Regions from separate parts of the Homo sapiens genome. Here region 2 is linked to region 1. Evidence: read pairs that join two places in POLR2A ChIA-PET (ENCODE). Cell type or tissue: PC-9. All regions are shown on one strand. Each heading gives the region's core, and the rest is flanking DNA. Links, peaks and the distances in the headings are about the cores only.

What was found. ChIA-PET counts read pairs that join two places held together with the same protein. Peaks named below come from ENCODE experiments on the same cell type or tissue, not always from the same donor. Only the 100,000 strongest peaks of a DNase experiment are listed, where the experiment ranks them.
Region 2: POLR2A ChIA-PET joins it to region 1 with 25 read pairs; 3 of 35 experiments call an interaction of 5 or more read pairs at or near these places.

What each region holds. Positions count from the first base shown.
Region 1 is chr20:45,044,214-45,054,623 of GRCh38, forward strand. The region is part of intron 10 of STK4 (serine/threonine kinase 4); the gene reads left to right. Among named protein-coding and RNA genes, the nearest start is that of KCNS1, 52 kb to the right of the region's middle. RefSeq lists a silencer at 7,617-7,686. In PC-9, for the core only: no CTCF peak of the experiment used is centred there; no DNase peak of the experiment used is centred there.
Region 2 is chr20:44,716,708-44,727,117 of GRCh38, forward strand. It overlaps CCN5 (cellular communication network factor 5), which reads left to right. Exons shown (of 4, transcript NM_003881.4): 2 at 3,190-3,406; 3 at 8,031-8,285; 4 at 10,380-10,410. KCNK15-AS1 (KCNK15 and WISP2 antisense RNA 1) reads right to left here. Exons shown (of 5, transcript NR_132377.1): 4 at 1-86. Among named protein-coding and RNA genes, the nearest start is that of CCN5, 6.5 kb to the left of the region's middle. RefSeq lists an enhancer at 10,002-10,410. In PC-9, for the core only: a CTCF peak has its summit at 1,473; DNase peaks (open chromatin) are centred at 4,164 and 4,494; H3K27ac peaks cover 1,748 bases.

The sequences.
Region 1 (10,410 bases), core at 1,417-9,416:
TCCCTTACAGTAACACACTTCTACCAATAGATGCCGCCCTTTCACTTCTTGAGTGCACAATCTCCTGTGTGGCATTTGCTTAAGGCAGAGCTTGCTGGCTATGTAAAATGAATGATAAAATTATTGAACCAGGCCGGGTGAATGATAAAATTACCGAACCAGTGGCTCATGCCTATAATCCCAGCTTTTTGGGAGGCTGAGGTTGCAGGATCGCTTGAGCCCAGGAGTTCAAGGCCAGTCTGGGCAACATAGTGAGACCCCATCTCTACAAAAAATAAAAGCACATTTTAAAAAGCCAGGTAGGGTGGCATGTGCCTGTGGTCCCAGCTACTCAGGTGGTTGAGGTGGGAGGCTTGCTTGAACCCGGGAGTATATGGTTTGCAGTGAGCCGTGATTGTGCCACTACACTCCAGTCTGGGCAACAGAGCAAGATCGTGTCTCAAAAAAAAGAAAAAAGTTACTGAATCACTTTAGAAATTTGACATTGTGTGAAGTGAGTTTGTTTGAAAATAGGGAAAACTTGTAACACAGACCAGTAGAATGAACATTACATTACATAAGAAGAAGGGTGAATGGCCCAGGCTTTAGCTGGGACCTTGGGTGAGTCACCCTCCTCTTTGAATTTTAGTTTGTGATCTGTAAAAATTAAACATAATAGTACCTATCCTGCTTTTCCCACAGAGTTGGAGAAAGGATCAAATGAAATATACATTGGGTTATTTGAACTAAGTTTACTTTCAAAACTTTGGTAGAATTTTATTAGCCAAGAATTATAAGGCCGTTGATGTTTATTTTCGGTTCATTGTGTATTAAGTATTATCACTTATTTTTATTTCACATTTTATTTTACTATTATAAAAAAATTAACTCTTTGAATGATGACAAATAATTCAGAAGTGAGGAAGACAAAGGAGCAGTTAAGCCTGGATTTCTGGTATGACTCCGTTTGCTGATGATAGTAACATTATCACTTTAGATCTAGGTAGCATTTAATATAGTTAAAGATGCATTCATAGTTTGTTCTTTTGTTTGGCAATGCTTACAGTGTTTCTGTGAGGTAGCAGGGTGGGGTTTCTTATCCTCTTATAGTTTGAGGAACTGGAGCCCAGAGACATTTTACAAAGGCATCTTTCCTACTTGGTGCCAGAATCAGGTCTGGAACCCAGACCCCTAAGTGGCTTCCTGTCTGCGTTAATTCATAAGTGTGTGTGTTTTCTCACATGAAAACAAAAACAAAAACTATGCTTACATATTAAATACCCAATGTTATAAACCAGGAAAAAGAATCTTCTTTCAAATAACATGTGATAGGGACTACAGTAACCAGGAAGAATGATTTCAGGTTTATTGCATCTTCCTGGGAATTTCGTGACATTAGAGGAGTATTTATTATTAACTCACAGTGTTTTTTTTCATGCTTATTGAGAACACAATGCAGATTGACAAGCTTTGTATTTCATTAATTGTTTATGCAAACAATTCTTATTGGAGCAATTTAATTTGTACTTTCTTTTGCTGTTCTTTCTTATTTACTTTCTAATTATGGGTTGTACAGTAATTTTGCTATTGTCAGAAAGTGTCTTTTTTTTTTGTTTGTTCGTTTGTTTTTTTGAGAAGGAGTCTCGCTCTGTCGCCCAGGCTGGAGTGCAGTGGCCCAATCTCGGCTCACTGCAACCTCTGCCTCCCGGGTTCAAATGATTCTCCTGCCTCAGCCTGCTGAGTAGCTGACATTACAGGTGCATGCCACCATGCCTGGCTAATTTTTGTATTTTTAGTAGAGATGGGGTTTCACCATGTTGGCCGGGCCAGTCACAAACTCCTGACCTCAGGTGATCCGCCTGCCTCCGCCTCCCAAAGTGCTGGGATTATAGGCCTGAGCCACCGCACCTAGCCAGAAAATGTCATTCTAACTAAAAAGGCATTATTATTTTAAGAACATTTTTGGTTTTCGCCAGGTGCAATCCCAGCCCTTTGGGAGGCCAAGGCAGGAGGATTGCTTGAGGTCAGGAGTTCATGACTAGCTTGGGCTACATAGCAATACCCTGTATCTACAAAAAAAAAAAAAAGAAAAATTGGCTAAGTGTGGTGGTGCGTACCTGTAGTCCCAGCTACTCAGGAGGCTGAGGCAGAAGGATCGTTTGAGCCCAGGAAGTTGAGGCTGCAGCAAGCCATGACTGTGGCACTGCACTGTAGCCTGGGTAACAGAATGAGACCCTATCTCAAAACTAAAAGGAAAAAAAAAAAAAAGCAAATATAACCTCTGAAAACAAAGGTATCTATTGTGGAGGAATCTTAATGGATACAGGAAATATTTGATATATTTTCTGGTTATATCTCTGTCACAGTGTGCTTGTCAGTCTCATTCAGGCACTTGTTCCTGAATTTTTCTTCTCTTCTACTCTGTTATCTATTGTCTAATCAGTATGGGCTTTTCTGCTAATTTGCTTTTCTTTTTTTTTTTAAATTTATTTATTTATTTTTTTTCCGAGATGAAGCCTTGCTCTGTCACCTAGGCTGGAGTGCAGTGGCGTGATCTCGGCTCACTGCAACCTCCGCCTCCTGGATTCAAGCAATTCTCCTGCCTCAGCCTCCTGAGTAGCTGGGATTACAGGCACCTGCCACCACATCTGGCTAATTTTTGTATTTTTAGTAGAGACAGGGTTTCACCATGTTGGCCAGGCTGGTCTTGAACTCCTGACCTCGTGATCTGCCCGCCTCGGCCTCCCAAAGTGCTGGGATTACAGGTGTGAGCTACCACGCCCAGCCTAATTTGCTTTTCTTACTCCAGTGTTAGATAATGAATATTTTTAGTAATCTTCATATTGGTTGCTCATTATCTTGTCTAATTTTAAATTTTATTGGCAGACACACTTGGTCTCTTAAGACTAACTACATTTTGGATTTTGACAAGGAAATGATGAAAATAGCAGTTATTGAATGCTTGTTGTGTGTTAGGTCCCTGTAAATGTTTTATACCATCTTCTTTTCATAATATCCTCACATGGTAGATCTTATAGATCTTATTCCCACTTATTTGACAGAGAGGCTTTGAGGCGCTAGGTGACAAGAGATGCTAGGTGACCTGTCCCACCCTTGGTGCATGATTAATAAAAGATAGACCATTATTTTTCTCAGAATAACGCACGTTTGTTTGTGTGAGAATGGTTATATATGTGCCGATGGTAAACATTCATCTAATTCAGATGCTGCATCTTTTCTTTCTCTAACATGTGCAGCCCTTAGCGAATTGCCATAGCATGCAGGTGCTCAGAATGTGTTATTTGATTATGTTATTTGGGCCCATTGTGCACTCTTTGGAAATCTTTTTAAATTTCTTCAGATTTTCTTTTTGTAATATCCATTCATCTATGTGTATAGGAATATGTTAATTGGACTATAATTTCATAGATGTGGAATTTAGATTTCTTCCCTGCTTCTTTGGTAAAACTGTAGTAAAAAACATTGATTGGAAATACAGTGTTGGGAATTCCCTTGATCGAATTGGATAAAGCATAAAGCATTTAGCAAAGTGCCTGGCATTCCTAATCTATTATTAATATGTGGGTTCCTTTTAGAGTGATGGCTTATTTATAGTGAAGAAGAGCAGTGGGTTGGGAATCAGGTCTCAGCTCTGACTGTAACTAGCTTTGTGTCCTTAAGTAAGCCACCTAACCTTTCTGGGACTCTGTTTCTTTGTCTGCTAAAGGTAAGATTAAGCCTTCAAGAGCCCTCAAACTCTCTTGGTCTTTGTTTGCCAATTTAAAAAATGCAGCTAATGCGTCTCTCTCATAGGGATCATGTGAGCCTAAAATAAAGAGCTTGTGTAAAGTGTGTAAAAGATGCTCAGTATATATAAGGTTCTTTTCCTGTTCTTTTAAAAGCAGAGAAATGCTTAGGACACCCAGGACGCCAACATGAGCATAGAAGGCAGTCTGATATACTGACCAAGAGCAGATAGACTTGGATCCATTGCTGGTTTCATTATTTATGGGACCAGTAACTCTAGGCTTCTCACCCAACCTAAAATGAAGATACTAATCATATTTACTTCTGAGTTATTGAGAAGATTAATTTAAAAATGCTTTTAAAGTGCTTAGCAGAGTATCTGACACAGAGTAGGCATTCAGTAAATTTTATTTACATGTGTAACACTTAGGGTGGGAGACATGGATGAACTACTGGAAAAGGGAAAGATACTGAGGTGGGCTGCCCTAAAAAAGGAAGGTAAGAGGAAGACCTACACTTATTTCACACTTTTGTTGCAGGCCCTGCTAGTTCACACATTGTTTGCTTTGTGATTTTTTTTTTTTGAGACGGAGTGTTGCTCTGTTGCCCAGGCTGGAGTGCAGTGGCGTGGTCTTGGCTCACTGCAACCTCTGCCTCCTGCGTTCAGGTGGTTCTCCTGCCTCAGCCTCCCGCCACCATGCCCGGCTAATTTTTGTATTTTTAGTAGAGACGGGGTTTCACCATGTTGGCCAGGCTGGCCTCGAACTCCTGACCTCAGGTGATCCATCCGCCTCGGCCTCCCAAAGTGCTGGAATTACAGGCGTGAGCCACCATGCCCAGCCATGATATTTATTTTATACCTAAGATGAGCTTAATTCTGTTATGACTTTCTTGTTCCTAGGGTGAGCTTAATTCTGTTATGACTTTCTTGTTCCTAGGGTTTAAATATCAAGGATACTCACTAAAACACTGATAGACCTTTTGTGTTTTCTCTGATTGCTTCCCTTCTGTGCCTGCCTGGAGGCTATAGGTCCTGGACAGTTCCCACATTGATGTTTTTTTTTTCAAAACAGTTTTTTCCTGATGGTACATTTGTTAATGTAAAATAGCTCAAGTAAATGTATGTGCGTATGTATGAAAGAGACAGAGAGAGACAGAGAGAGCTGTATGGGATCCATCAGCTGCCGAGGGTACCCTTTCATCAAGCAGAGTTCACATTGCAGAGCATTGGATCAGAGGGTGGCCAGCAGCTGGAGGGAGAGCAAACTTGAATCTACTTTATAGACCCACTAGTCACTTCCATTTGCCCTTTACTTAGGAGAAAATACACAGCAAAAACTGTTCTTTAGACATGGATGCATCTAGTTTAATAAATCTTAATGTAGTGCTATTAAAAATGAGGTAAAGTCAGGAAATTTTCTACCCCCTCCCAAGTGCTCTTATTCCTAGATATGCAGGACCAAGCATAAAGTTATTTTCACACATTGGGAAGAAATGTTCCATTCCAATTTCAAGTGGAGGTTTTCCACTTTTGGAAGTGCTGCTGAGACTGCAATTATAAACTACAACTATTCTTTTAAAACAGTTCCTGGGATGAATTAAGATCTTGCAGTAAAAATACCATATACAATCTGTCACATTATCTGTGGAACTCTTCCCTTTGCCAGCTTGGTCAGTGAGGGTAACAGCTGCCCAGAGTTCATTGCTAAACGGATGTTTAACAATGGTACTGTGAATTCAGCACTTCATATTAGAATAATGCTTGAGTTCCTGGTATTCGGTTAATGGAGTTTTACGTACAGTGATACAGAAAATATGTGATGCACAGGATTTCAGCTTTTTAAGAATTCTCACCACTTCTCCTCCCATCTCAATTTTGTTGTTGTGGAAAATGAAAATCCCACAGGAAAGCCAAGTGTAGTCCTCATTCCCTGACTTCTGGCTTTGTACTCCATCACTTTCCACTTCCTTCCCCTCCCCTCTCTACACTGTTCACCTGGGCCTAAACGTCTGAATGACTGCAGCCTCAAGGAAAGCTTCAAGTTAGACTAGATGACCTTTAAGGTTTTGTTAATCCTGAGAATCCGTTTGGCCACATCAATGAGCTCCTTTGTATCTACTCAAATGTGATAGAACAGACGAGCATTCAGAGTAAGGGGATCTTCCTAGGCTGGCTGCAGAGAGAACAGTCAGCAGTGCTCGTGCCATGGCTACAGATTACACATCTCACTCTGGGGGTGTGTGGGGACTGGGAAAGGGGGAGCCAGTTTGGCCTGTGGCACATGTAATTTTTATACTTTGAACTACTGAAATGGGTCTGAGTTCTCCAGCTCTTCACAGACCCCATCACTTCCTGTTTTTGTTTTATGAGCAGACTGTTGAGTTTATTTCTGTTGTCTTTGCCAGTCTCTCAAAACATTTGTGTTTGTGATCTCTGATTTAACCAGTCTCCAGCTGATGGTCATTTAGGTAGCCTTCAGCTTTTTAATATTAATAAATATTGCTTTAATAACATCTTTGCATGGTACGCCCTTAGAATTAATTCCTGCAGTAGAATTATTGGGTCAAACTGTTCACAAATTTGAAATTTTGATACATATTGTTAAATTTCCCTATCGTTTTTGGTATGTGAATTGTTGCTTTATATTATTTACTGAATTTTCCATGGAATTCTTATTTTCTTTATTGATTTTAAAGACTTCTTCAGCTATCAAGTCAGGTTATGAACCTTTTAACATATGTGGTAAAGATATTCTGCTAGAATATCTTTTAAAGCTTTGTATATGGTATCTAACTTCAGACATTTAAATTTTTATATATTTTGATTTATTAGCTTTTTCTTGTGGTTTCTGGAATTTTATGTCATCTTTGGGAAAGTTTTTCACATTCTAAGATTACAAAAATATTAACCCTTACTTTGTTTTAGAATGTTTTATTATTTTTTCTTTCTCAATATTTAATCTATCATGTATTTGTCTTGGTGTTAAGAGTAAGGTAGCAATCGAGCTTTATATTTTTCTAACAACCAAGGGTTTAAAAAATACATAATTAATTTAGAATTACCAAATCTTAATAGCTTATAGTACCTAAAAGTGGCTTGTTTTTACAGATAGAAACTTTCCACTTCAAACTCTGAGTTTTAATGTTTTTCGGCTTTTAAAACCTCTAGAAAGAAACTGTGAACAGAACACCGTATTGGTTTTGGCATTAACCTTAATGCATCTCAAATAGGCTGATTCTACAGAATTTGATCCAAAGTACTTCTATGTCTTGATCCTTTTTTTGCCAAGCAAAATTGATTGTTTCTAACCAAAAGGCCTTTAGTGCTAGACTGAAAGAAAAGTAAGGTGGTCCTTCTGTGCTGGTTGTATTTTATATAATTTGGCATCAAGTACAATGCTTTTTATTTTTCTCTTTAGTTTCTTTCTTTTCTCTAGCCTTTGATGGTCCAGGCCTCTTGTTGCTAGGGGGCTTTTTGGGAGACAAATTCAAATCCTTACTGTCTAGCTCATTGTTATTGTATCTTTTAGTGAGTTCCTTTTTTCATGGTAGTTCAATAAGTGGTTACCAGGGGTCTTTCTTTGACAGTTATTACTAGCTTCTCTTGTATAGTGGGATTTAGCTGTGGGTTGATTTGTTGTGCTGGTATGTTTTCAACTGCAGCGATGCATTGCTCTATCACATGGATTCTTTTTATAGCTTCATTAGAGGTGTTTTAGTTCCTCTTTTGAATATTTATCTGAGTATCTTAGTACCTTGGCAGTCACACTATCCTAAATTATTATAGTGCCTTCTAAAGTAGATTTTGTCATTGAGGCTTATGTTTAGGTCAGGCTTGCAGGCAGGGAGACAGATTATGCCATTGTGGTTGAGAGGCATATAGTGGTTAAAACCACTGGAGTTATTCTGTTAGGGCTCATAGCCTATCTTCTCCACCTATTATGCCACCTGTCTAACCCTTGATTGTCTTATCTGTCAAACATGGTAAAGTCATACCTCTTTCATAGGGCTGTCGTGAGTATCAAATGAGATGCAGGTTGCGTAATCCCAAATCCAAAAATCCAAAATCCAAAACACTTCTGGTCCCAGGCATCTTGGATAAGGGATACTAAACCTGTAATGCACGTAAAGCACCTTTAGGACAATGGTCCTTACTGCTGGCCTGCAATAAGCACTTAATAAATGTTATTATTTTCTTCTTTTTTGGTGTTGGTTTGCTCTTCTATAATGTTACAATGCTATTTTGTTAACCTTCTAGTTGTAAAAACACACTCATTATAGAAAGTTTAGAGACTGAAGAAAAGCTTAAAGAAGAAAATGTCTCTTACAACTCTTCCACCCCCCCCAGCAATAATAATTACATTTTAACATTTCCTTCCAGTTTTTTAATACTTAGATATTATTTTACACAGCTGAGATCATTCTGCATGCATAATAAATCTTGATTTTTTTTCACTTAACATATCTTAAACATTTTCTCATATCATTAAAAACACTTGTGAAATCATTTTTAAGGGTCACATAGTAGCCCATCACATTACATTCTTTTGATTGATTTAATCATCCTCTTTTTACTTGGCATTTAACATTTGGGGCTTTTTTGGTTGGAGTTGGGTTGTTTTCAGGTCGTTCTAATATATTAAGCCAGGCTTTTTTCTTGTCAACAGGAGGTTTGGGGATTGAGTCTTTGTGATTGTTTTTATTGTTGCATTTTTTTGCCTGTTGAGTGTGTGAATTAAGCTGGGGTTTTAACCATCAGCACCTGCGCTCTCAGACTCTTGCCACCACCTTTCTGGACAATCTCCATGCTCTGCTTTTTAAACTTTTTCTGATGAGTTTCTTTTCTTCTGTGCTAGAAGAAAGATGAATGGAGACTATGTTTGGTGTTTAGGTTTCTGACCCGGCAGTGCCATGTGAATGCCCAGTAGCTAGCCAAGGTCAACAGCACTGCCTGTTAATGGCTTTTTACTGAAGTAGTCCTGTCGAGCAGTTTCTGGTGAGAAGACTATCCTAAATTGTTCTTGACAGGGTACACTATTTTTGTTTCAACTTCTTATTTTTCCTGTAAAGCTTGGTTTAAAGTATGTTGAGACTGAATTTATTTGTGCTTTGGAATATAATGAGATTTTGTGCTCTTTTCTTTCAGAAAACTAGCCAAGAACAGCAGTCTGGAAAAGACATATGTATCCAAAATTGCCAGGGAAACCTGCTGTGTAGATACGCTTTCTGAGAAACCACATGGTAAATGAATGTCATCTTTGTCTCAGAACCACAGTAGCCTGGTTCTGCTGGTGGATCGTGCTAGCTGATTTGAGCTGGGTTTTTAACTCAGTTATTGAAATGGCTTTGAGAGCAGGACTTAAATGCCTGCGGTTTTTGACCTCAAGAGGTTGCTTAAAACAGTATCAGCCTGTGTGAGCCTGAGACTGTTTTTCATTTCCTTTGTTTGGTTCGGAGACTGCTTGATCCATGGCTGCTTGGCAGGCTTCTTCTTTAGCGTTCATTCTTGTGGCCATTTATTCTCTGATATTAAACTACAGGATAATTTTAATCTCAACTACATGGTGAGAAAAAGAGCTGAGTCCAGACTGGCTCAGAAATGGAGCCTAAGAACTGCAATAAGTATCCTAGCACCTTAGGCCCTAGGAAGGACTGTTCCATAGTTAACTTCTGTGTGGCTTCACTGTAAGCACAGGTGACAGATGGGCATGTCTTGAATTCCTAGAAGCCATTGTCTCTCTCAATCATCTGTTCCAACACTGTATCAGAGAATGATAAACTTTCAGAATTGAAAAGGGTCTTAAAGGACATATTTTCCAGCTCTTGCTATATTTCCAACAAGAGGCATCATCTCACATTTGCTTGACTACCTGCAGTCATTTCTGAGAAGAGGGAATTCCACAAGTTGGAAGTAGTTCAAATCATTGCTCAAAGCTGTGTGTAAAGATAGTAGTTTTTTTTTGTTTTTTGTTTTTTTTTTCAGCCAAAATTTGTCCCCAGGGAACCTCTATCCATGAAATTTTGATTACTTCTCACAGGAACTTTAGCAAAAGTTAGTTGGGATTGTCTGGATTTTCCGTTTTGCAGATAGAGAAAGCCACCATCTCTTTCCCCTAACTACTTAGTACTATGGTAACTTGGGTTTAGGAAAATTTGCCAGTTCATTGTTACCAAGGCAAGTGACTAAATCGTGGGTTCTCTGTATGCTAATGCTGCCCCGCATATAGGCTTTACTGCTGTCCGTGCTTCATTCTCTCTCTGTTTAGCTGAGAAAATGAGTGTGAAAGCACTTAGCCAATAGTAGTAGATGTTGGGTGACATTTCATTAAAAGTGCAGACTCCTGGCCAGGTGCGGGGCTCACATCTGTAATCCTAGCACTTTGAGAGGCCAAAGCGGGAGGATCCCTCGAGCCCAGGAGTTTGAGACCAGCCTGACCAATGTAGCTAGACCTTGTCTCTACAAAAAATTAAAAAATTAGCCAGGCATGGTGGTGCCCACCTGTAGTCCTGCTACTCAAGAGGCTGAGGCAGGAGGATCACTTGAACCCGGAGTTTGAGGCTGCAGTAAGCTATGATTGCACCACTGCACTCTAGCCTGGGCAACAGTGGGACACCCTATCTTTTTTTTTTTTTTTTTTCAAAAAAAAAAAAAAAGGAAAAAGTACAGACCCCAGAGTCAGACAG
Region 2 (10,410 bases), core at 1,095-9,094, 330 kb before region 1:
AACCCTCAGAGGGAGAACTGTAAGTCTTCCAGGCTGGCCGTTGGCTCCGGGGCTCCTGGCTGTGGACCGGGGCAGGAGGCAGACACCTGGACACAAGCAAAATCACATTGATCAAGGACTGGCCAGAACCTCATTTAATCTCCATCATCACTCAGAAACAGGTTGTCTCTACTCCAGTTTACAGAGGAGAAAACTGAGCTTCACCTCCACCTTCCAAAGCCGTTTGTCCACATGTTCAGTCACGTAGCAAGTCACTGGCAGAACTTGAATCTCAACTCTTGCCCAAAAAACTCCATGCCCAGTACTCCTGCCCCAGATATCATGAGCCTTGCCCCCCACCACCAGATATCACAGCAAGGCCCTGGGGAAACTGAGGCACAATGGGACAACTTGAGTTTGGGCCTTGGATGTCAACTTGAACTTGGATGTCAATCCTGATTCTGTCTCTTACTGGCTGTGTTACTACACGGTTTGAGCTCCAGTTTTCTCATCTTTAAAATGGGCATAATGATGGCACCTCACATTGGAGGGGTAAATGAGACAACAGCACTTGGCACATGACATACATATGGTATCACATGAGATAATTGTACACTAGAATAGTTGATATCATTAATAGCCTCTCCTGGGTATCGGGGCCTACAGAGTCCTGCCCCCTGACAAGCATGGCCAGTAGAGGGGTCCACAGTGGGAGCCAAGGTGCACAGCTGCTGGTCTATTTCCTGGCACTCCTGTTTTCAGGTGGGAGGGACCTGAGAGTCATTTCTGACAGTCCTCCCTCCATTGCCCACAAGCCAAGGGAGCTGAACCTCTGACTTAGAAGGGAACCCAAAAGCCTAGACCGTTTCTATGTGAATCACCTGTGGATTTATGAAAATGCAGATTCGGGCTGGGCGTGGTGGCTCATGCCTGTAATCCCAGCACTTTGGGAGGCCGAGGTGGGTGGATCATGAGGTCAGGAGTTTGAGACCAGCCTGGCCAGCATGGTGAAACCCCGTCTCTACTAAAAATACAAAAAATTAGCTGGGCATGGTGGCATGCACCTGTAATCCTAGCTACTTGGGAGGCTGAGGCCTCCCAAGAATTGCTTGAACCTGGGAGGCGAAGGTTGCAGTGAGTCGAGATCGTGCCACTGCACTCCAGCCTAGGTGACAGAGCAAGACTCCATCTCAAAAAAGAAAAAAAAAAAAAAGAAAGAAAAAGAAAAGAAAATGCAGATTCGGATTTATTATATAAAAATTCAGCTTCGGATTTATAGAGGGGCTCCAGATGCTGCCTCTCTGACAAGCTCCTAGATGACGCTGCTGCTGCTAGTTCAGACCACACCTTGAGGGGCGAGGCTAGGCCATCGTCTCTAGAATCTGAACAGCCTGCAGCGATGGGATCCACTCCCTTGTGAGGCAGCCAGACACCTAGCTCCGTGTGTCCATCTGCTACTCAGTGCTGTCTCAGTGGGGGCTGTGATCGCCTCCTACTTTGTGGCCCCCACCAGAGGCTGGTCAGCCAGTTTGCAATGGCTCCTAGTGGCCGGCGTGGGAGTTGCCGGGAACTGAAAGCAGGTTTGCAGGATTGTGGGTAGTGGGGGCACTGGGCGGGGCAGAGGGTGAGGCAGAGCAAAGGGGTCATTGCCTGCTTTGGGGCTGCACAGGAGATATGAGGTCATTAATTCCATCATTATAAACTGCAAGCCTCCATTCCTCTAGATGAAACCCTCATCCCCTAAGGATCCTACTAAACTCAAACTTGGCCCCCCAAAGATGGGGCCACTGGAAGCATCTTGAATTATACTTCCTTCTTGGTCCCCACCTTCAAATGGGCAGACAGGGAGCTCACGGCACCTGCTGTATGCTTTGGTTGTTTCTCTGATGTGGGTGGCGAGGGTCAGGCAGGCCACATGGGCTGATACCCTGATCCTGTCTCTGGGGAGTGGGTCCCTGGCTTACGGACACAGTCTACCCCCATCCCGTGTCCCTGAGTCCTCACTTGGGAAGCAGGACCGGGGACGCTCCCAGCCCTGAATCGAACACACTGACGTGTGCTAAGTTCCTGTCCCTCTCTGGAGCTCAGTTTCCCCATCCGTACCTGGCAGGGGGAGGAGGTTAGACTGGGGCAGAGGTGCTGAAAACCTAGCTGAGCTTCAGAAGCCACTGGACAGCTTATTAAAAATAAAGATTCCAGGTCCCTGACTCTGGGACTTCTGATTTTGTAAGCCCCAGAGTGGGTTGGGGGTCTGTATTTTCCCAAGTCTCCTGGCTGATGTGATGTACCTCCAGAGCTGGGACACATGCTGAATGGATCGAAAGGCCAAAAACATCCATGATATGGTTCAATTTATTCAGTCCTAAGATAAGTATCCGTATGCTGGAAAATGTACCAGACCCTACCATTTTCATCCTTGACTTGTTGCTTTTGCCTTTCTGTAAGCTCCCAGAGGGCTGGGGCTGAGCCCTCTGCCACCATTAACAACAAGGATCATCAAAGCTAAGTGCAGTGAGCGCCTACTGCATGCCAGGCCCTGTGCTGAGGGTTTGCTGTGCAGCATTTCATGTACTCCTCAGAGCAATCCTCTGAGTTAGATACTTTGAGGAAACTGAGGCTCAGAATGCTTAAGTAACTTCCTCAAGGTCACTCAGCTAATAAGGGGCAGAATTAGAACTGGAAGTCTAGCCAGGTGCAGTGGCTCATGCCTATAATCCCAGCACTTTGGGAGGCCGAGGCGGGCGGATTGCCTGAGCTCAGGATTTCAAGACCAGCCTGGGTAACATGGTGAAACCCCATCTCTATTAAAAATACAAAAATTGCCAGGCATGGTGGTGGGCGCCTGTAGTCCCAGCTACTCGGGAGGCTGAGGCACGAGAGTCGCTTGAACCCAGGAGGTGGAGGTTGAAGTGAGGCTGGGATCGCGCCACTGCACTCCAGCCTGGGCAACAGAGCCAGACTCTGACTCCAAAAATAAAAATAAAAAATAAAGAACTGGAACTCTAGTCCAGAGTCCTTGCCCATAACTACATGCCATACTGCCTCTTAGGGCATGTTGTGGGACTACTGGCCTTTGAGGCCAGGTCTGCATGGCTCTGAGGCTAAGGTGTGGACACCACACTACCCAGCCTGGCAGAGAAGTGGCTGGTTGTGAGGGTCTCACTGCCCACCTCGAAAGCCCGTGGCTGAGTGAGGTCTCTGTCTCTTCAGGTGCGTACCCAGCTGTGCCCGACACCATGTACCTGCCCCTGGCCACCTCCCCGATGCCCGCTGGGAGTACCCCTGGTGCTGGATGGCTGTGGCTGCTGCCGGGTATGTGCACGGCGGCTGGGGGAGCCCTGCGACCAACTCCACGTCTGCGACGCCAGCCAGGGCCTGGTCTGCCAGCCCGGGGCAGGACCCGGTGGCCGGGGGGCCCTGTGCCTCTGTAAGCAGGTTTGCAGGACTGAGTGGGGGCGGGTGTGAGCGGGAGGTCAAGGCCGTGGTGTCCTGGATCAAAGTGCAGCCCTCCTCTCTCTACCTCCTTGGGTGCTCACTTCAGGTATCCCATCCATTCCAGCTGAACTTGGTGTCCCAAAGCCCACTCCCCACTCCCTCCTCTCCCTTCTTGGCCTCTGCTTAAACCATCTCACTACCCCAATAACCTTTCCCCATCCCTACCTGTCCAAATCATTGCCAACTTTCAAAGCCAAGTTCAAACAGCTTCTCCCCTGAGAAGCCCCCCCAGATTCTTCAAACCAGATGCCACCACTCCCTTCTCAGGATCCTTACAACACTTTGGGGAAAATAAAAGTGCAACCTTTTAGGGCATAATATGTGTCCAGAACTGTGCTAAGCACTTACTACACAAGTCACATCATCCTCACAATAACCCTATGATGGGAAGTACTTTCAGACCTATTTTATGAATGAGGAAACAGGTTCACCAGCATTAAGGGACATGCTTCATGTCACACGGCACGGGACCAGATCCAACGGGCTCTAAGGAACAGTTTATTCTGTCTTCTCCCATAGTGGGGGCCCTCGGAGCACTGCTGGGATCCTGGGTTTGCCATGTATTCAGCAGTCACCCGAGCATGTGACATTCCTCACCACTCTTCTAGGCCTTGGTATTCTCTGATGCTTCGGGGCAGGGCTTTGCAAGCTGGCTCCAGTGACTGGGTGCCAGAGAATTAGTTGTTGTGGGAGGGCTGTCCTGTGCATGGTAAGACTTCTAGCAGCATCCCCGAACTCCACCCACTGTATGCCAGCAGCACTCCCCATCCCCCAAGTCATGACAGTCTGTCTTCAGACAGTGCCAAATTTCCCCAGGGGGCAAAATCTCCAGTTGGGAACCATCACTTTAGAGAAATGCAAAGAGGCAAGAGATTGTTCTTCTTTTTTCTTTTTTAATAATAAGCCTTGTAGAACAATTTGCCTCTTTCATCTATGTGCATGTCACACTTTTATAAAAATAAGAACGAAAGAGAGAGAGAGAGAAGCTCATGAATCATTGATAATGAATTCATCTGTAGGAAAAGCCTTGTTAAAAAACAACAGGCCAGGCACAGTGACTCATGCCTATAATCCTATCAGTTTGGGAGACTGAGGCGGGACGACCACTTGAGCCCAGGAGTTCTAGTCCAGCCTTGGCAACATAGTAAGATCCTCTCTCTATCAAAAAAAAAAAAAAAAAATTAGCCGGGTGTGGTGGCACATGCCTGTGGTCCCAGCTACTTGAGAGGCTGAGGTGAGAGGCTCGCTTGAGCCTGGGTGTTTGAGGCTGCAGTGAGCCATGGTTGCGCCACTACATTCCAGCCCGGGCAACAGACCAAACCCTATCTCCAAAAAAAAAAAAAAAAAAAAAAAAAAGTAATAACTCCATGTGAAATGCTTTATTTACAAGTACTGTAAGGATAAGGAGGGTGATTCGTTACACTGACTGAGGGATGATTGCTTATGAAAATGTATCTGAAGAACAATTGAGATAAGTAACACTTCGCTTACAAAGCTGTTATTTACATTTGCTGTGACACGTGTAAACAGCACCCACAGAGTTTATTTTACACTTGCACAGCCCTTACCACGTGTAAGACACTGAGGGTTTCACAAATATAAACTCATTTAATCTCACAACCACATGAGGTAGGTACCCTTCTCTTATAAATGGAAAAAAGGGGTACAGAGAGGCTAAGCAACTTGCCCAAGGTCACACAGCTCATAAGCGGCAGAGCTGAGATTTGAACTCAGGGAGCTGGCTCCACAAGCTCCATTGCTCAACTGCCTGACATGCAGCAGTTGATTAGTACATAGGCTGTGATTGTTAATAACTGTATTAAGGGATTTTTCTTATTCCATCTTAATTCAGACTTCAAACACCTGCAGGCCAAAGGCGTACTTGGGTCCCTGGTCCTTCCTGCAACTTCCCACCTTGGTCTGTCAACATGATGGGTGCTCAACAGTGTTTAATGATTTAAACTGAATTTAGAGGCCGGGAACTGGTGAACCCCAAAGAGTCCAGCTAAGACATCACAAAGGCTCAGTCTAGGGCTTTGCAGGGAACATACTGCCAAAAACCTCTCCCATCACTTACTCGTTGAACGCTCTTCTCTAAGGGCCAACTCTGAGCTGTGAGATGTGCTGCAGATTCACCATCGTGATAACAGCGCATCCAATGCCGGGATCCTGATCTTCCGCCCCCCAGAACGGCCTCCCCAGTCTGTTGAGAGCACCTCCATCCTTCTCATGGCTCAGACTCAAGACCTGGGAGTCGTTCTAGAGGTCTCTCTATCTCTCTCTCTTTTTTTTTTTTTTTTTTTTGAGATGGAGTCTCACTCTTTCACCCAGGCTGGTGTGCAGTGGCAGGATCTCAGCTCACTGTAACCCCATCTCTTGCGTTCAAGCGATTCTCACGCCTCAGCCTCCCAAGTAGCTGGGATTACAGACACATACCACCATGCCTCGCTAATTTTTGTATTTTAGTATTTCAGTAGAGACGGGGTTTCACCATGTTGGCCAGGCTGGTCTGGAACTCCTGACCTCAAGTGATCCACCCGCCTCGGCCTCCCTAAGTGCTGGGATTATAGGTATGAGCCACCACAGCCGGTCTAGACATCTCTCTTTTCTCACCTCCCACATACCACCCACCAGCAAATTCATCGTGTATTTCCAGCATCCGACACTCCCATCCCTTCTGGTCTGAGCCCCGTCATCATTGGCCTGGATTTTGCAGTAGCCCCATAATCATCTCCCTCCTTCTGTCGTTGCCCCTGGTCTATTCACAACACAGCAGTCAGAGAGCTCCTGGGAAGTCATAAGCCAGATCACCTCCCTCCTCTGCCCCAAGCCTTCTGGTGGCTTCCCATCTCAGAGGAAAAGCCAAAGTCCCCACAGTGGCCTACAAGGCCCCAACAGGATCCTGTTCATGCTTCCTCTCTGACCTCCTCTCCTCCTGCTCTCTGCTCCAGCCACATTGGCCCCTTGCTGTTCCTTAAATACCCCAGGCACACTCGTGCCTCAGGGCCTTTGCACTGGCTGTTCCCTCTACCAGCATTATTTCTCAGCAAGGCCTTCCCTGCTGGAGGATTAGATGAGCTAGGGGACTTACAGCATTTTGCCCCAAGCCTGGCACATAGCAGATGCTACGTGGAAGCATAACCCTCTCCTGTTTATTGAGCATCTGCTATGTGCCAGGCTTGGGGCAAAATGCTGTAAGTCCCCTAGCTCATCTAATCCCCCAGCAGCCCTGTGAGCCGGGTACCAAGGCTCAGAGAGGCAAAATAACTTGCCCCAGGCCCCACAAGTGGGAGCCAGAGTTGGAACCTAAGTATGTGTGGTTTTGGTTCTGAAACCCCTGTGTGTGTACAGACCTACTGGAAGGTTTTCTCAGAAGATCTGGGAGAACTTGTTTGCTAATGAGTCCTTTCCCCAGACGTAGCTCAGTGGCCACCCAGGTCTCACACACACGCTGTTTCCCGTCTGCACTTCCTGAGCAGCTCACACGCTTCACCAGCGCTCTTACTTCATTCTGTCTTGGAGATGATGCCCTCACACCCGTCCCCCTTTCCCAAGCCCATGAGTCCCTCAAGGCAGGAACTGTCCTCTTTCTGTCTGGGAGCACAGTGGTTGGCACACAGGCGGGAAACAGTAAATATCTCTGGAATGATAAGGAGTAGGGCTATTTTATCAGGGTCTCTCATGTGCCAAGGCTTATGCCAGCTATTCACTGAAGGGGCATTCCTACAGTACTGTGTGTCGCACCTAGGCTCTGAGCCCACCGGAGGGTGCAGAGACGCACACTGGCCGCCCCAGCCCTCAAGGAGTTCATGTCCAGTGGAGGAAGTGGCAATAACACCCATATCTTGAGGGCTTCATTGAAAGAGTGTTCCCTGAGCACCTAGGCCATGCCTAGCACTGTGTGCTAGAGGGTACGGACATGTCATCCCATGGAACCTGAAGTTACGATTACTGAGCTCATCATTGCTGTAGTTCAGGCCACTCAGAGAAGTTAAGTAACTTACTCAAAGACACACAGCCAGCAAGTTAAGCCCTGACCTGACAGTGATGACAGCACAAGTGGACAACGACTTTGTTGCATGAAATCTCAGCGTGTATAGAATACTTAAACTTTATTAATATATAGTAACTATACTAATGATAATAACAGAGTAGCTAGGACCTATGGAAGGTCTCTTTTATGTTGTGATCATTACGCCTATCATTCCGAGTAGTCTCTACCACCCTGGAAAATAAGTACCATTATATCCCAGCTTGCAAATGTGGAAACTGAGGCAAGAAGAAGTGAAATCACTTGGCCCAGGTTCACAGCTAAGAAAGGGCAGAGTTTGGGGGGTCAATCCAGGCCTGTCTTCTTGCAATCCCTGTGCCGGGATCCAGGGTGCCCCAGCAGGCTGGTGGAGGGCTGGGGAGAGGTGCATATCCTGGGCTGGAGCCCTGGGCAGGGCCCAGCTACTGTGAGGCAGCTGCCTCAGGCAGCGGGATCTGGGCAGCTCTGCAGAGAAGGCTGTGCCGCTTTGCGGGTCACCGATGGGGGTGCGGTTTTTCCTCCGCAGTGGCAGAGGACGACAGCAGCTGTGAGGTGAACGGCCGCCTGTATCGGGAAGGGGAGACCTTCCAGCCCCACTGCAGCATCCGCTGCCGCTGCGAGGACGGCGGCTTCACCTGCGTGCCGCTGTGCAGCGAGGATGTGCGGCTGCCCAGCTGGGACTGCCCCCACCCCAGGAGGGTCGAGGTCCTGGGCAAGTGCTGCCCTGAGTGGGTGTGCGGCCAAGGAGGGGGACTGGGGACCCAGCCCCTTCCAGCCCAAGGTGAGCGCAGCGGTGGTCCAGGTCAGGGCAGGACTGCCTGGGGGCGCCAAGGGCCACCTAGGGGGTGGGGTGGGGGGCGGCTTCCTGGGTACCAGGACCCAGGGACACATCAGAAGCTGGGAGGGGCGGAGGCTGAGGAGGGAGATAAGAAAGAGGAGTGGAGGGCCGGGCGCTGTGGTTCACCCTTGTAATCCCAGTACGTTGGGAGGCCAAGACGGGCGGATCACCTGAGGTTAGGAATTCGAAACCAGCCTGGCTGACATAGGAAAACCCCGTCTCTACTAAAAATTCAAAAATTAGCCTAGCATGGTGGCGGGCATCTGTAGTCCCAGCTACTTGGGAGGCTGAGGCAGGAGAATCGCTTGAACCCGGGAGGCAGAGGTTGCAGTGAGCCCAGATCACACCACTGCACTCCAGCCTGGCCGACAAGCACGAAACTTCATCTCAAAAAGAGGAAAAAAGAAAGAGGAGTGGAGGGTCACCAGGCCTCCCTCTTTAAAACCAATAAACAAAAAGCCACTGCCTTTGAGATGTGTAATTTAAAACCATAAATAATTAAAAATAAAAACTGGGTGACAGAGCCGGGAGAGGAAAGGTGGGTTAGGGTATGTGAACCAAATTCTCACATTTCAGAGATATAATAGAGCTAAGCTCTTAGAATATATAATATTATCGTATTTATAATATATTGATACATATTAATATATTTAGTAATTTATTATTATTTGGGCTTACTAAAAAAGGAACTCAAAACTGAACGAGGCAAAGTGGCTGCTCTGGAATGTGGGCCGGGGGTGGGCTAGAGATGGAGAAAAGACAGTTACCTCCCACCGTCCCACTATAAATCTTCAATTTTAGAGATTTTTGTTGTTGCTGTGTTGCTTTTTGAAAATTATCACATGAATGTGACTTTCTAAAAAAGGCAACTGAAAAGAGGAGGATTGATTTCATAAATGCTGCTGCCACCCACAAGAGGTAGTCACGTGTTATGGGTCAGGTGCACGGCATCTGCAACAGCCCCGCCATCCCCTTTTTGCTGTGTGACTCTGAGAAAGTTGCTTAACTTCTCTGTGTCTCAGTTTCTCCAGCTGTAAAATGGGGACAATAAGAGCATCCACTTCATAGCGTTGTGAGAACTACTTGAGTTTGTTCAAGTTAAGCAGCTGTAGCAGTGCCTGGCACATGGTACTATATCAGAGGTAGCCGTTATTATCCCTGTGATGGAATATGATATATCCATTTAAATACATAGGAAAACACCAGTGAGTTCACCTTATGGATAAAAGCAGGATAAGAAGGTGTATTTCCAACTCGATCTCAACTAAGTGTGTCCCTATGCACGTATACAGGTATATCTACACATACACATGCATACACAGCACACACATGTGGGTAGAAATCAGGGTTTCTCAACGTCAGCACTAGTGACAATTGGGGCAAGTAATTATTTGTTGGGGGGGTTTTCCTGTGCACTGCAGGGTGCTTAGCAGCATTCCTGACTTCTACTCACTAGATACCAGTAGCATCCCCCCAGTTGTGATCACCAAAACTGTCTCCAGATATTGCCAAACCTTTCCTGGGAGGCAAAATTACCCTAGTTGAGGACTTCTAGTGTAAGACTAGAAGGAAGGACACCAAAATACTCACAGAGGGAGACTTGGAGCAGAGAAAAAGCTAGACCATGGTGAACCTGCCATCTTGTTCCTGGCACAAGAATCCTGGAATCTTTAGCATCCTTGCCACTGGGCCAAAGCACCACTCCACACAGGCTGGGCACCCCCTGCCTGTAAAATGCTGTTTATCCAAAGAGACGAGAAAACCATGGTTCACTGAGGGACCATCGTGACCAACACACTCTGGTTGCCAAATAACTAATATTTATGGAAATCTTACAAGTACCAGGTACTGTGCTAGGCACTTCATGCCCATTATTTTATTCAATGCCATCCACTGTTAAGAAATTTACATAACAAGAAACTGAGATGCAGAGAGGCTGAGCCATTTGACCAAGATTGCCGTGGCCGCTGGCAGGTGGGTTGATTGAGCTGCTGAGCCCTGGCTGCTCAGTGCTAACTCTTGTTCTTTCCCCCCTAGGACCCCAGTTTTCTGGCCTTGTCTCTTCCCT